2 separate regions of the Homo sapiens genome follow, and region 1 is linked to region 2. A link is an interaction called in ENCODE POLR2A ChIA-PET data of the cell type or tissue named here. Cell type or tissue: Panc1. All regions are shown on one strand. Region 1 overlaps CENPU (centromere protein U). Region 2 has its middle 21 kb from the start of LINC01093.

What was found. Peaks named below come from ENCODE experiments on the same cell type or tissue, not always from the same donor. Only the 100,000 strongest peaks of a DNase experiment are listed, where the experiment ranks them.
Region 1: POLR2A ChIA-PET joins it to region 2 with 17 read pairs; 2 of 35 experiments call an interaction of 5 or more read pairs at or near these places.

What each region holds. Positions count from the first base shown.
Region 1 is chr4:184,725,980-184,730,979 of GRCh38, reverse strand. It overlaps CENPU (centromere protein U), which reads left to right. Exons shown (of 13, transcript NM_024629.4): 2 at 12-60; 3 at 1,945-2,062. Among named protein-coding and RNA genes, the nearest start is that of CENPU, 5.6 kb to the left of the region's middle. In Panc1, no CTCF peak of the experiment used is centred here; no DNase peak of the experiment used is centred here; H3K27ac peaks cover 608 bases.
Region 2 is chr4:184,876,338-184,881,337 of GRCh38, reverse strand. No RefSeq gene overlaps it. Among named protein-coding and RNA genes, the nearest start is that of LINC01093, 21 kb to the left of the region's middle. In Panc1, no CTCF peak of the experiment used is centred here; no DNase peak of the experiment used is centred here.

The sequences.
Region 1 (5,000 bases), 150 kb after region 2:
CTGTTTAATAGCGCAAGACGTTCAAAGAACACTTTAGAAAGAACACATTCCATGAAAGATGTAAGTTACCTTTTTGTGTTGTGGTTTTCTCAAAATTGACAGTACAAAATAACATTTTTTGGGTACCTCAGTTTTGTAGACTTCACTTGGCAAGTTCAATGTTTATTGTAGTGAAAAAGTGTGTTCATTTTCCTCACACTTTTTCCGGTATAGTGGATAAAATGACTTTTGTTAATGTTTTAGAATTTCCTTTATTTCTGAGCCGAGTTTGGTTTTATTTTCGTTTAGATAATTGACTTCATGTAAAAATTGTACAGTGCTGTAAGCTTTTTTCACTTAAAGCCATTTCTCCTCATTGTACTTTTCAAGAATTGTTTTATGATTTCATGATACTCCACTTAGTTCACATTACAGGTTTACTTTTCTTTAGAGTCTTAGAATAAATGTATGTTAAAGGCATGTGCATTTCTTTAACGTTCTTGATAGCTAATTCCAGTTTTTTTTTCCAGTGGCTTGTGTGATTGACATTGTAATCTCACATTAACAGTGTATGACAGTGCCAGGCACCCCGGAAGGAGTTCCTTCTGCTTGTTCTGCCCTGGGCTTTCTCTGTCCTGCATAGTCCTTAACCCCAGCCTGCAGACGATAGCTCTCTTCCCCTCTGGGAAACCCTGGGATCCCCCTGCAGGGTTTTGCTCAGCGCTCTGCTCCCACCCCGGCATTACTTCACGGGTTCTTTGGGTGGATTTCTCTCAGCTGTCCTGCCTTGCCCCTGCCATTGGTAGCCAAAGTACAGTGTGCCTCGGAGGGATTTCTCTAAGCTCCAGCCTTAGCTGGAAGCCCAGAGTGCCTGGAATGGATTCAGCTTTCCTGTCCTTCCCTCTGCAAGGCAGTCCCTGGTGGAGGCCCCCTATGCCTTGGGAGGGGCTGGAAGACCTGCCAGCTCTCTCCACATTCCACCCCCAAGCACTCCAGGAATGATTCTTTCACTGGGGGCATCTGAATGGTCAAGTTTTTATATGGTTTGCCAATTTTATTTGACCTCCTTTATACCTTCCAGAATTTTCTTATTTTTGTATCTGTTAATAGTACCCTTCCACATTTTCTGGAACTACCATGAAAGTTTTTCTCATTTTATGTATGTTTTCATGTTTCATTAGATTTGGGGTAGCAGACTTCATGGGTGTATCAGTATATTGAACTCTAAACCCTGGTGTCCTTTAGTCAGGAGTTTTTACACATGTGTACCCTTAAAACTGTTTATGAACTTTTGGGTATATGGGCATATTTCCGGAGACAGGACCCATCACTTTCCCTAGGTCAGAGGTTTAGGCAAACTGGCCCATGGGCCAAATCTAGCCTGCCACCTGTTTTTGTATATCCCTGCAAGCTAAGAATGGTTTTTACCTTTTTTAATGGTTGAAATAAAATAAAAAGACTATGTCATAATATGTGAACATGATATGAAATTCAAATTGCAGTGTTCAAAAGTCAAATTGTATTGGAACACAGCCATGCTCATTCTTTTCTGTGTGGTTACTGTCTGCATTCATGTGACAGTGGCTGAGTTAGTAGTCAAAACAGAAACCTTACGGCCTGCAAAGCCTAAAAGAATTTACTTTCTTGTCCTTTATAGAAAAAGTTTGCCAATCCATGCCTTAGGTTATCAAAAAATTCTATGTCCCCAAAAAGTGTTAGCTTGCTTCTTTCTTTTTATTTTAACTGAAACATTGTAATTGTACACATTTGTGGGGTCTGATTTGATCTTGCCATACATGTCTATGTTGTATAATGACCCAATCAGGGTAGGTAGTGAATCCATCACCCCATGCATAAGGATTGCTTCCTTAGGCAGCAGTGATTACAAGAATATTCTTGCTGTATAAATCAACCTATTGTTCTTTGTGAGAGCCAACTCAATGACTCAACTTTATTCACTTTTAGAAAGCTGGTCAAAAGTGCAAGCCTATTGACGTGTTCGACTTTCCTGATAATTCTGATGTCTCAAGCATTGGCAGGCTGGGTGAAAATGAGAAAGATGAAGAAACTTATGAGACCTTTGGTTAGTACTTTAAATCTTTATCCTAACATAACTCTAAAGCAACAACATTTAGGCCAGATATAATAAAAAATAGAAGTATCTTCAAATATAAAAATTAGTTGCCTGCATGTAAATATAATGTTCTCTGGGGAGTACTTGATAATTTGAATTAATTTTCCTCACTTACGGGTACATTGAAACTAAGAACATTATCAAAGCGGCACTCGTCTAGTAGTATTCATTAACAATCTGGTCACATGAGGACGCTTACTATAGTACTCTGTAATAAGGGGAACATAGCATACATTTCTCACTTCACTCTACCATTTGATAGAGCCATTAATTTAGGGAGGAGAAGAGTATGGGTAATTTTCCTTTGTCCTAAACTCATGGAGGCAGGGGATGCTTCGGGAGAGCCAGTGGGAGAGCTTCACCTGTGTTCCTTGGAGTGTGAGGTAAAAGGCCAGTACCAGGCTGGCCAGGAGTGTGTGAGTTGTCAGGGTGGGCTGCTTGTGTCACTGGGCACTCCAGAAGCCAGAAATGACAGAGAAAATGCCATGTGTCCCCACATCTAGAACTGCAGTAGTCAGGCATTTTTGCTGGAATAAGTTTTAAGAGAATTTTGAAGGCTTTTGGTTTAATTTTTTGTTTAAAGAAAATATTATACATTTTATAAGGTGAAATGTATTCACCAGAATAATGTCTTTTATTATGACTTGATAAAAATGTCCTATTTGTCTAAAATCTAAATCTAAAAGATCTGAACCTAAAACCCCATAATTTTAAAAATGGAAATGAATTCACATACCATAAAATTCACCCTTTTAAGGTGTACATGTCATTGGTTTTTAATTTATTCACAAGGTTGTACAACCGTCTGCATTATCTAATTCCAGAAAATTGTTATCCTGTAGAGAACCCTGTACCCATGAGTGGTCACTCCCTCTTCCCCCTTCCTTCAAGCCCCTGGCAGCCATGAATCTCCTTCCTGTCTCTACAGATTTGCCATTTCTGGACATATCAGTGGAATCCTAGACTCTGGTCCTTTGTGACTGGCTTCTTTTACTTAGTTTTCAGGGTTTGTCCATGTTGTAACGTGTATCTACCTCATTCCTGTAAGTTTTTATAGCTCAGTGATACTCCATTGTTTGGATATACCGCAGCTTGTTACCCATTTATCAGTTACATTTGGGTGGTTTCTATTTTTTGGCCACTGTGAATAATACTGCTGTGAACATTTGTGTAAGAGTTTTTGTGTGGACTTTTTTCACTTCTCTTGGGCATATAGTGGGAGCAGAATTGCTGAGTCCTATGGTAATTCTATTTTTAACTTTTTGAGGAACTGTTTTACAAAGCGGCTGCACCACTTTACAATTCCATGGCAGTATATGAGAGTTCCCGTTTCTGCACACCTTCACCAAAACTTACTGAGTTTTTTATTCTAGCCATCCCAGCACCTCATTGTGGGTGTGAGTGTGTGTATGGGGTATGGGTGGTAAAATATAGTTTACCATATTAACCTTTTTTAAGTGTATTAACTCTGTAGCAGATAAATACATTCACGTTGTTGTGCAACCATCATCACCATCCATCTCCAGAACTTTTTCATCTTTCCTAACTGAAATGCTCCACCTATTAAACAACTTCCCATTCTTCCCTCCCCTCAACTCCTGGCAACCATCATTCTGTTTTCTAGGAATCTGATGTAAAAGGAAACATAGAATAGTTGGTTCTTTGGTAACTGGCTTATTTCATTTAGCATAATGTCTTCAAGGTTTATCTGTGTTGTAGCCTGAGTCAGAAATTTTTTTTTTTTTTTTTTGGAGACGAAGTCTTCCTCTGTCACCTAGGCTGAAGTGCAGTGGCGCGATCTCGGCTCACTGCAACCTCCACCTCCTGGGTTCAAGCAATTCTCCCTGCCTCAGCTTCCCGAGTGGCTGGGATTCCAGGCGCCCCCCCCCCCCACCCCCCAGGACCACCACCACCACGCCTGGCTAATTTTTGTATTTTTCAGTAGCGATGGGGCTTTGCCATATTGGCCAGGCTGGTGTTGAACCCTTGACCTCAGGTGGTCCACCTGCCTCGGCCTCCCAAAGTGCTGGGATTACAGACGTGAGCCACTGCGCCCAGCCAGAATTTCCTTTTTAAGCTGAAGAACAGTCTGTATGTACCACATTTTATTTTTATCTACTCATCTGTTAATGGACCCTTGGGTTACTTCTGCTTTTTGACTGTGAATAATTCTGCTATTAATACTAACATGAGTGTATCAATATCTGTTTGAGTCCCTGCTTTCTCCTCTTTTGGACATTTACCCAGAAATGGAATTGCTGGATCATATATATTTTATATTTTCAGGAATCACCATTTCCACAGTGCCTGTGTTCCCACCAGCAGGGCCCAAGGGTTTCAGTTTCTCCACATCCTTGCCTACACTTGCTATTTTCTGGGTGTTTGTTTGGGTGTGAAGTACTATCTCACTGTGGTTTTGATTTGTATTTCCCTAATTACTAATGGTGTTCAGCACCTTTTCCGTGTACTTATGGCTGACCATTTGCTTTTTTTTTCCCTTTGACCTTCTTATGTATGATTATTGGCCATTTGTATATTCTTTGAAGAAGTTTCTGTTCACCCTTTGCCCGTTTTTAAATTGGATTATTTGTCTTTTTATTATGAAGTTGTAAGAATCCAGTTTATGTGAGTGGTTATCTGTGGACGTTTGGGATTGTTCTATTTCTTTTTTCCCCCCTTGTTATTCACAGCAATAGAGTAAATAAATCCCTTTGCCTCGTGGAGGGCAATACAAAGTATACTACTAACTTAAAAATTGTGCAGTTGATATGTTCATTATTTAAGCAGCTGTTTAGTTGAAAAAATGTTGAAGTTTGCACTGTCATGCTAAACTTTGAGCATGAAGAAATGGTTGCTTGGCTCTTACCAGGCCCCCTTACAGCAGTTC
Region 2 (5,000 bases):
TCATACTACTTTTAAATATAAGTTACTGTCTGCTCAGGGTTTTGCTTGTTTGTTTGTTTGTTTGTTTGTTTGTTTTTGAGACGGAGTTTTTTGCTCTTGTTGCCCAGGCTGGAGTGCAATGGCAGGATCTCGGCTCACTGCAACTTCTGCCTCCCAGGTTCAAGCAATTCTCCTGCCTCAGCCTTTCGAGTAGCTGGAATTACAGGCATGCACCTCCACACCTGGCTAATTTTTGTATTTTTAGTAGAGATGGGGTTTCTCAATGTTAGTCAGGCTGGTCTCGAACTCCAGACCTCAGGCAATCCACCCGCCTCGGCTTCCGAAAGTGCTGGGATTACAGGCGTGAGCCACCATGCCCAGCCCCTATCTGCTCAGTTCTTTAAACTCCACCTTGCTTTAAGAAGCCTCCCCTTGGCTGCATTTCATTATCGATCTTCTCCCTGTCAGGTGGGGGTTTTGCGGATCGGTTGACAGAGAAAGGGTTTCAGATGATATTATGGGTTACATTATGTTCACCCCAAAAGATATGAAGTCCTAGCCCCCAGTACCTCAGAATGTGACCTTATTTGGAAATGGGCTCTTTACAGAGGCCATCAAGTTAAAATGAGGTCATTAGGGTGAGCCCTAATCCAATGTGACTGGTGTCCTTATGAAAAGAGGCAACATGGACACAGGCAGACATGCACAGAGGGAAGCTGAGGTGAAGACACACACAGGGATGAGGTGACTGGGGAAGATGCAGGCGGAGGCTGGAGCTCTGTGACTGCAGCCATGGAATTCCTGGGGCCACTAGAAGCTGCAAGCAGCATGGAGCAGGCTCTCCCTCATAGACCTGGGGAAGAATCAACGCATCCTGCCCACACCTGAACTATCCTGGACTTCCAGCCTCCAGGAATGAGAGACAAAAACTTCTGTTGTTCAAGCTTCCAGTTCATGGTTCTCGGTTACAGTGGCCCTAGGAAAGTAACACAGATGGGAAACTTCCTCTTCACCAGGTAGTCAGCCTGACTTGGGTAGAAAAGAGAAACCCAGACCTCACGTTGCACTGATGCCGACGGATGGGATGTGGAGGTGAACTGGGGTACATATGGCAGGACATGGGCCCGCTGGGGAAGGGTGGAGCAGCTAAGGATGGCTAGCAGGGCGGGCAAGGTTTTCTGGCTCCCACCTTGGCCATGGCCGTGCCCTGTTGTGTTGGCAAATCACTCCACCATTGGGATCTCTCTGCCATCACTTGCAAAGTGAGTTTTTGGAGTGGGTGTTTTTTCATGGTTCTATGGCATGCTAAGAGGCCTGGACATCTGCAGAAGGCAAGAGGAGACAATACCTGATGAACAGTGACCATGAAAACATTTTCCAAATTATGATTAATTTGCAGAGCCCAATTCTGCAATTTACAAATTTTTCGTATTCCCCTTGACTGGTGTTTCCTCATTTATTTCTAGCCTGGGTGGATGTCATTGATAAAGTGAGTGGAAGATGAAGTCAGTGCTTCAGGAGGGTGACAGGCCCTGAGTGGCAACGACAAAATTAAGCTAGCTGCAGCCTGTTACGTCCAATTCAAAAGCCGAAGTGGAAAAAAAAATCACAAAAAGGAAGAGGCCCAAAGAAAGACATTTTTGATCTCTTAGAGAATAGATCTATGCAGACGGGCCCCAAATCATACACAATTGGCGAGCTTCTTGTCAACTCTGCCACTTCAGTCCTGGTGGAATTATATGTCAGTTGCATAAACTGCTATAATTATTGGTTTGGCAAAAATTATATCCAGAGAGAAACTCTAGTGTCCTGTGGGAGCTACATCTCTGAAATACTCACATTTGGAAACAATTAACTGCCTCCAATATCTGTCCCCACAATCTGCAATCACCTAAGCGTTGCAGCAGCCCAAATGTGAGTGCTCCCCTCCTGGCAAAGTAGGGGTGATTGGATTCGAGGAGATGGTGCCAGCTTAATCTGGGCAAGATACAGCTATGGTTTAAGCTGGAAGCAGGGACCTTTGAGGTTATCTATGCAACCTTCCAATCCATTCAGGAAATTAGAATATGAGCAAATGGAAGGATTTTTCATTGATTCATTCAACAAATCATTATGGGAACTTACTATTTTCCAGGTGCTAGACACTGGACATTTGCTTCATTAAACTTGCTTACTAAGTTTATAATTTCAGATGAAAAGCTGGAAAATACAATAAGAACTCTGAATGAAACAGAAAATAACAAGGGCACTGAACTCTGATAGAGCGACCAGCTTTGATAGAGACTTCTGTGAAAGGCGAGGCTGAGACCTGCAAGGTGAGGAGGAGCTGGCTGCGGGAAGATGGAGAGCAAGGCCAGGCCACGTGGAGGGAATGGCACGCGCCACGGCCCTGAGATGGGAAATTAAATGTCTGCTTCCAAAGGAGAGGGAGATACTGGGAAAAAAAAATCCACAAGTAGAACAAAGAATTAGGCATCTAAGAGGAGCCACAGACAACAACTTGCCAAACACCATTAGTTTATATTTTCTAAAGTATAGGCCGGGCACGGTGGCTCACGCCTGTAATCCCAGCACTTTGGGAGGCTGAGGCAGGAGGATCACTTGAGCCCAGGAGTTCAAGACCAACCTGGGCAACATAGCAAGACCCTGTCTCTACAAAAAAATTTAAAAATTAGCCAGGAGTGGTGGTGCATGCCTGTAATCCCAGGTTCTTGGAAGACTGAGGTGGGAGGATCGCTTGAGCCTGGGAGGTCAAGGCTGCAGTAATTCATGATTGCACCACTCAACTCCAACCTGGGTGACAGAGCAAGACCCCAACTCAAAAATTAAAAAAAAAAAAGTTTAGAGAGGCTCATTTCCATCCCTAAAGTCTCACAGTAAGCCAGTGGAAGAGTGGGACTGGAACGCAGAGCTCTGGACTATTTTATATCATTACCTCCTTACCCCCTCTTTCTTCTTACTGTATTCATCATGTTGTACAATAGACCTCCTGAATTATTCTTCCTGTATAACTGAAATTTTATATCATCAAAGTATTTTCCTAAATGGTACTTCTGTTCTTAATAGGACTTCTGCTATTGGATTAATTTTTTCCCCTGCTGGCCAGGGGCGGTGGCTCACCACTGCCTGTGATCCCAGCACTTTGGGAGGCCGAGGCAGATGGATCACTTAGGATCAGGAGTTTGAGTCCAGCCTGGCCAACATGCTGAAGCTCTGTCTCTACTAAAAATGCAAAAATTAACTGGGTGTAGCGGCATGCACCTGTAGTCCTAGCTACTCGGGAGGCTGAGGCAGAAGAATCGCTTGAACCCGGCTGGCGGAGGTTGCAGTGAGCTGAGATCTCGCCACTGCACTCCAGCCCGGGCGACAGAGAGAGACTCAGTCTGAAAAAAAAAAAAAAAATCCCCCTGCCTTATAAACTGTGAAGACTTTTTCAAAAGAAATAAGCTGATTTTTTTTCTATTAGGCCCCATCTCTCTTCATGATGCCATGCCTGCCTCACACCTACACCTTCTCCTAGAGAAAATGTGCTTCACATATGCAAAATGGTGAACCAAGCCCTCTCTGCAACCAAGCAGAACAATTTGAGTTTAATCCTATTCTTGTTTCTCCAAAATATTGGAAACCCTGTATGTTACACAAGTGAATTGCAGATTTGGAAGGAATGTAAGCAGTCATTTTATTTCATTGCATTCATTCATTCATTTGCTCACTCATTCAACTGGCCAGTGATCCCCTGAGGGAAACTCAGTGCCCAGAGAACGGCTACTACTTCCCTGGTGACTTCACTTTTCCACTCTGTTCTGACATCTGTGTACTTGTCTGTACCCTCCATGAGACCAAGAGCTCCATGGGGAGGCACTGATGTATCCTGAGCACCAGAGAGTCCCCGTGCTTAGCGTAGTGCCCCATTAATATTTGCTGAAAGTCAAATGAATGGCTGAATGGATGGATGAATAAGTAAAGGTTGAATATCCTCAGCTCTTAATTAGAAAATTCACCTGTGAGAAGGTAGATGCGTAGTGATGCATGCTCCAGTTTTGTCTTCAAGCACTGTCAATAGGGAATTCAGATACCATTAAATGCTCATCCACCGTGAGGGACCATTAAAGTCCAGCAACAAATTTTACATTGACCATGGTCCTCCCAACATTTTCTAAATTTCCTATTGTTCCCAATAGGTAATACATGTGCATTATTCCAAAGTCAAAGCAATACAACAAGATGCACTTTGGGAATTCCCCAGCTACTCTAGTCCCCAAGCCCTATGCCTTACCCCCTCTACATAGAGTGACCATGGGGACTGGTTTATCTAGAACAGTTCCAAGCTACATCTATTGTCTTGGTATTAAATATTAATAATTTGGCTGGGCACGGTGGCTCACACTTGTCATCCCAGCACTTTGGGAGGCTGAGGCAGGTGGGTTACCTGAGGTCGGGAGTTCAAGACCAGCCTGGCCAACATGGTGAAATGTCGTCTCTACTAAAAATACAAAAAATTAGCCAGGCATGGTGGTGGGCACCTGTAATCCCAGCTACTTGGGAGGCTGAGACAGGAGAATCACTTGAACCCAGGAGGCAGAGGTTGCAGTGAGCCGAGACCACGCCATTGCACTCCAGCCTGGGCGACAGAGCAAGACTCTGTCTAAAAAAAAAAAAAAATTAATACTGACGCTCTCACTCTCAAAACTATTCCATTTAGGCAAAAATAATATGTTTATCCTATCTATAGTTAACCACTTTCACTAGTTCCTTCAAGCTTTTCTTGATGCAGAATTAAGCAAAGAGGAATATAGATTTTTATTTTTCCATCTTATGTATTCTTTTCAGCACCTGGCTTTTCTTCCTAACAACGGGAACCCTTTTTGTAGAGATGATCCTCATCTTTTCTTTCTTTTTTCTTTTCTTTTTCTCTTGCAGCTGCATGGCACCCATTGTGTAGATGACTATGGCTTTTTGACCAGTCTCCTATTGATAGACAATTTGGTTATTTCCAATTGTTTGTTATTACAATTACTGCA